Linked DNA regions of Homo sapiens: region 1 is linked to region 2. Evidence: chromatin contacts called from ENCODE Hi-C or POLR2A ChIA-PET data. All regions are on one chromosome and are shown on one strand. Each heading gives the region's core, a stretch centred on a gene start or an enhancer-like site at or near the end of the contact. The rest is flanking DNA. Distances are from core to core; before and after follow the strand shown. Region 1 has its middle 96 kb from the start of NEBL-AS1. Region 2 holds the start of NEBL (nebulette).

Region 1 (3,025 bases), core at 219-2,718, 180 kb after region 2:
GAGAGACTCAGTTTCAAAAAAAAAAAAAAAAAAAAAAAAAAAAAAGAATTACCACACAACCCAACAATTCTACTTGTGGGCATATAACCAAAAAAAAACTAAAGTGGGAACTCAAGCAAATATTTATACATCCATGGTCATAGCAGCGTTGACCACAACAGATAAAAGGCAGAAGCAACCCACGTGTCCATCAATGAATGAATCAGAAAACAGAATGTGATATACACATATGATCAGCTACTATTCAACCTTAAAAAGGAAAGAAATTCTGATGCATACTACAACATGGATGAAACTTGAGGACATTATAATTGAAATCAGCCAGTCACAAAAGGACAAATACTTATATGAGCCCACTTATATTTGGCCCTAGAGTAGTCAAATTCATAGAGACAGAAACTAGGCAAAGGACTTGAATGGATATTTCTCCAAAGAAGATAGACAAATGGCCAGAGACAGAAAGTAAGATGACGGAGGGGGAAATGGGGGGTTAGTGTTTCATGGATGTGGAGTTTCAGTTGGGGAAGACGAAAAAGTTCTAGAAACATACATTTGCACAAAAATGTGAATATACATACTGCCACTGAACTGTCCACTTAAAAATTGTTAAAATGGTAACCTTTATGTTACGTATATCTTACCACAATTTAAAAATATGTTTAAAAATAGCCACCCAAGTCCAGAAATGACCTACAATATAATATTATACTCAAAATTAAGGTAAGTTATTGGGGTCTATCTTGGTTTTTATTCTGAACAGTACTTAAAACTCATGCTTAATCTACTTTTCTTCAAAAAAAATAAAAAATCAAAGGAATTGGGGGAAGAAAAGCTTTGTTCCTCACTCCCTTATATTTATTATGGAGCAAGGTACATTTTAAATTGCTTTTGCTGGCCGGGCGCAGTGGCTCACGCCTGTAATCCCAGCACTTTGGAAGGCTGAAGCGGGTGGGTCACAAGGTCAGGAGATAGAGACCATCCTGGCTAACAACATGGTGAAACCCCATCTCTACTAAAAGTACAAAAAATTAGCCAGGCATGGTGGCAGGTGCCTGTAGTCCCAGCTACTCGGGAGGCTGAGGCAGGAGAATGGCGTGAACCTGGGAGGTGGAGCTTGCAGTGAGCCGAGATGGCACCACTGCACTCCAGCCTGGGCGACAGAGCAAGACTTCATCTCAAAAAAAATAAAAATAAAAATAAATAAATAAATAAATAAATTGCTTTTGTTATTTGTCATTTTTGTAGTTAGAATTCAGCTGATGGTCTGTTGGTTCCTGATATCTTTTTCCCTTCTTCATTTTCTGTCCTCCCTTCCATCTCATTCATAAATCCCCTAGCACTTGCCCCTACCTCCCACACACCTAGGAAGTGGGAGGAAATCTCTCTACCCTGGGGTCAACATTGTCAGGCACAGCAGAACTGATAGACCTTTCAACAGCCCGAGCTATGGGCTTCCCACACTATTCATGACCACGAGAAAGTACTTTAGCTCTTAGAAAAGCAACACTACAAGAGCCACCATATCAAGTCCGATGGATACTGCAGAGCTGGCTGTCACAGGGACACTGAGACACCTTCCAGAGCACGGATTGACTCTCAATACCAGATTATTCTGAAAGCTGGGTTGTGTGCAGAATGGACGGGAGGAGGAGATTGGAAGATGGAAATGCATTCTATGGGGGATCGAAAATAAAAATAATGGGGAAAGCAACAATCAAAGCTGGAAGCTTACCTCAAATTAGTCCTAAAATGAACACAGCAGCATGAGTACAAAATAGACTCTTTCTAATGACAAACAAATGGACCAGAATGAAATGGATTTTTCTGTATCCTAAAAATCTTGGTATTTTGTGTTATTTACAAGGTGTTTAACAGCCAGTAGAATGTATTCTTTTTAAAGTAATAAGCCTTTCAAATTATTACAACGAACACTTTTATGATCAGAAAAAGAAATACTCTAAATAAAAAACAAAAAGGTTACAGACTGTAATAATATAAATGGTTTCCTCTCCTAAATAGAGTCGTGTATGTTGTCTATGCTGTTTGCCATCGTGTACAGTATTTGTCATCCTGAGTTTCACTCCTGGTTAATACACTTTGGAAATCTTCTTGAATCCCAACACACACAGCCCCCATCCCTCAGTTTTTATAAATGACCTGTATACACGTATGCAGAGGTATCTACTCCTATGACCTGCTCATTTGAGTGGGACTTTAAAGGTTTTGATTGTTTAATAAAGAAAAATCATGTATCCAAGCTCTACAACATGCCAGAAGAAGGTATGTCTACAAGATCATTCTCTCTATATCCACCCTAGGAAAATATACTTGATCTTATTTTTAGAAAGAAAAAGAGTAAGAGACAGAGATATTTGGGCAAAGCACTAGAAGTTGCAGTCTTAGTGTTTCAACTTGCTTATTAGCTGGCTGCCACTTGGTGGCACTGTTGATTCCAGTTTGCTCCCAGATCCAGGGGATGAGTGTATCCACTGATCCAACCTTAATAAGCACGTGCGGCTCCTGCCCCATGAAGAACTTCATTAAGCCCTGACAGCCTTTATAGAAACATCAGAATGTCTGTATTTCTACCACCTCCAGATCTAAATGACAAATGGCACAGCAAATGCCCTCCTCTTAGGACTTTCCCTAGCTTTTCCTCCAAAGGAGATATCCAACCTTTCCTTCCAGGTGTCTGTCTCAGCCTCTCTCTCTCGGAAACCTTCTCTATTAACTATAGCCAGAGCCTCCCATGGGACATGGCAAATCTGGGAAAGTGTCCTGGGTGCATCCTGGTGGAGGGGATAACAGGGCAAGACCAGAAAAAGAAAGAAAATGAGGAGGTGAAGAGGCAGTAGTACCACCATCTTGAGATTTTAAAAAAATACAAGATAAAATGCAGGGAGCACAAATCTTTGGTAGGCTCTCATTTCTGTGATTTATTTGGCAGGTGCTTTCATCTAAACCTCCCAGCACACCTGTGTGAGGACCTTGTTTTGGAAGTGAGAAAACTCAGGCTCACAGGGCT
Region 2 (3,215 bases), core at 66-2,565:
CAGGCAGGTTGACTTTGGAGGATGTGCCAGACCACTACCCTCCTGCCCAGGACTGACTTCCGTTAGAAAACAAACGTGCAAAACATTCTGATCATTTTGCTTATTATCAACAACAGAAACAACCAGTATTGTGCTCATCTCTCTAAATGAAGACACAGGCACATATTCACTTTACAGGAGTTACCCTTTCTCTGGACCAGCAATCCTCTTAGAACCGCTAATGAGGATCATCTAAATTCTCATCCCTGGTGAGCAACATTTTTCCTTGTACTTCTTGAATTCTAGCTTACATATTTAACATAAAATTATATGTTCAATCATTCAATAATTCTGGGATTCCCTTAAAGTGTAATATCAACCAATCCCAGTTACTAAAAAATGTCACAACAAAAATACCCCTTGCACTAATATCCTTGCACTAATATCAGGGTTCTTAGCAAGCAGGTCAGTAATCAACAAATCCTGAATTGTAAATAAATATTATATGCATATATATATATATATATATATATATATATATATGCATTTTCCTGTTCTGGAAGACAAGTCCATTCATTAGATTGTTCAGAAGGCCCCAAAATGTTAAAAAAATGACTATTCATTTAGATAGAGGGCCTCCCAAGACAAATTACATCATTATATTCATTTTAAAATCTTTGGGGGTTCTCAAATGGAATAAATACTGCAATTCAATGCCTTATGATTTCATGCCAGCGTGACAGCAAAACTCATAAGGGACAGGATTCTGGATTAAGAATGAGGAGACTTGCTCTAGCAGAAATTCTCTGTATAGGTGACCTTGGGGAAATCACTGAAAATTTCAGGACTTTGTTCCATGATCTGGAAAGTGACTGTGTTTTAAAAGGTGATTTCAGGGTTTCCCCCACAGCTCTATGACTCTATAACATAATAATACCACAGGTGCAATGCAAAATAAGACAAAAATTACTCCAGCCACTTACATCGCTAATGAGTTCCGTGCATTTTCTGGCCAATTCCATGCTTAAGTCTTCAATAACAGGCTTATAGAAGACCTATTTGAAAAAAAAGAAAAGAACAGAAAGAACATTTTTCTCATTGTCAATTTAGAGGAACAAACGCTGGTCTGAGTATGTGTTTTCTCACTCACCTGGTCTTCTTCATTTTCTTCTTCCCCTATCTTTTCTTCTTCAGTTTCATCTTTTATATCCTCAAATACAGGGACCCTCATTTTTACCCTTTAAAATATTTATATTTTTAAAATTTACTCATGTGGCGTCCTTTTCCATACCACAGTGCCCTTGAGATGCTGACGTCTCTGGTGCTCTGGCAGAAATGCCCTTGCCCAAGCCTCAGCCCTATTTAGCCCACACTTCACTCCTTATCTCAGTGGTGTGTGAGTGAACAGAAAAGGATCCCAGAGGTCTACCAGGCTGGCCTCACAAGTGGAAATAACATATTCTTAAGCAAAATTTGATTTTATGAACTTTTAAAGTCAACATTTTTTCCACTGGTTAAGAAATCCAAAAGAAAAAATTTATTTATCTTTTACTAATTCTATTCATTCATAAAAGAGCATAAAAAGGACTTAGAGATTCTGGGAAAACTACTCAGCTCTAACACTCAAGATAGCACAGTCCAAAGCCTGTTATCTCAAAGATTCCTTGTCTCTGTCTAAATAAAGCTTTCACTGGAATGTCAGACTTCCTTCTGACTTGGGGTAGTGAATCTGGATCATTCAAACTCATTTTGTCAACCTAAATTATATGTTTTATCAGACATACCAGTACTTCTCACATCCTAAAAAATACCCACTTTATATTAGCTGATTAGAGGCTACTTATTTATTATGAAAAGCCCTTTGAACCACTTCAAAGAATCTATTCTGAGTTAATTATGACTGTTAGTATTATACTGGCGAGTATGGTATTGTATTAATTGTAAACATCATTAAACATGAGAAGTTGCAGTTAACATATGTTGATACATAATTTAACAATTCTGGAAACATCGTTTCAAAAATCATCATCATCATCTTTGAATTCTGCAGTTCTACTCATCATGTCAATTTTTACAAAGTCATTGGTGATTTGCATTATTACTCAATGGGCACCCCACATTCAGAAAAGTTTGGAAAAATAAACCATCACAATATTTATAATGTAGTGTATGTCCTTGGTTACGTAAAACCAAGGTTAAAAAAAAATTTCTCAAAACAAATATTTTAATGTCAATTCAGGCAATTCCAAGACTCCCTACAACTCACAATTTATTAATCTGGTTATGTAAATCCTAGGGTAAATTAATTTTACCAAGTCATAGCACATTAGCATTGGGCATAAAAAATACCCTACACTGAATAGTAATACTGATGATACAAAATACAAATTTATTAAAAATAGTATGTCATTCTAAGTAGCCAAGCATAATTTTTTCTCTTGATATCATATCTAGTTTTCAATGTACTGTAAAAAAAAAATGCCTTGGCCTTACCTAAACTGAAAATCCTGACAAGAAAAACATTCTACACAGTCATCACGTATAAATTATTTCTGAAATTGTGTTCCATGAGGCAAAAGTTCCACAAAAGATTCTGGGGGAAAAAAGCAGGTTTCTTAAACAAATATGTTTGGGAAATCTGTACCCCAGTCTCTGTCCCTGCCACTTAGAGATCTACAAGGCATATTGACATACTAGAAGTTCTGAGAAGACCTTCAACCAAAAAACCTGCTTAGGCTTGCTTAACCTCGTGTTCCCCTGAACACAAACCTGTTTATCTCATCAAATCTAATCCAATTTAATCTAATCTACCTACCTACCTATCTACCTATCTTTTTTTTAATCATACCCACTACCCCAGAAAACTAACACTCCTCTGTGAAATATGACCGACTGCTTAGGGAAACATTGCTCTATTCTCCTAAAATGTTGTGTTCTAGAAGGAGCTGTTGGTCTTGAACTAGTTTTTGATACAGGCTAAATTAATGGTATCACATATCCTGTTCACCAACAAAATACCAAAAAGAAATTGCCTCAAGCATGCTGAACTTGGAAACCACAACTCTAAGATTACAGCCATATCATGCTGGCCCAGTGTAGTGGATTCCACAAGGACATTCCTTGTATATTTTATTTGTTCCGTAAAAGGAAAGAATGTGTGCATTCCAATTATTTCCCTCAAGTCCTCTGCTGGCCAGAAGACTATTCTAATATTCTATAGATCTATTACATTATCT

The links. Hi-C counts contacts between places; a loop is a spot of excess contacts on that map. ChIA-PET counts read pairs that join two places held with the same protein, here RNA polymerase II (POLR2A). Pooled maps may share reads with other maps.
Region 1: a map of heart right ventricle shows a loop between it and region 2 (4-fold over the local background). The contact joins the enhancer-like site here to the promoter of NEBL in region 2. A Hi-C loop is called at or near these places in 17 of 168 maps with a recorded cell type or tissue (Right ventricle myocardium inferior, cardiac septum, heart left ventricle and 4 more) and 13 of 50 pooled maps. POLR2A ChIA-PET finds 5 or more read pairs at or near these places in 1 of 52 experiments (activated CD4-positive, alpha-beta T cell).

The regions. Positions count from the first base shown.
Region 1 is chr10:21,076,430-21,079,454 of GRCh38, forward strand. It overlaps a transcript of NEBL not described here. Among named protein-coding and RNA genes, the nearest start is that of NEBL-AS1, 96 kb to the right of the region's middle. Within about 2 kb of position 1,469, at least 2 of the 41 ENCODE cell types and tissues checked have a DNase peak (open chromatin) inside an H3K27ac peak, as active enhancers do; they include heart right ventricle, where a contact is called at or near this core.
Region 2 is chr10:20,895,996-20,899,210 of GRCh38, forward strand. NEBL (nebulette) reads right to left here and starts at 1,316. Exons shown (of 28, transcript NM_006393.3): 1 at 1,130-1,316; 2 at 963-1,034. The coding sequence starts at 1,210.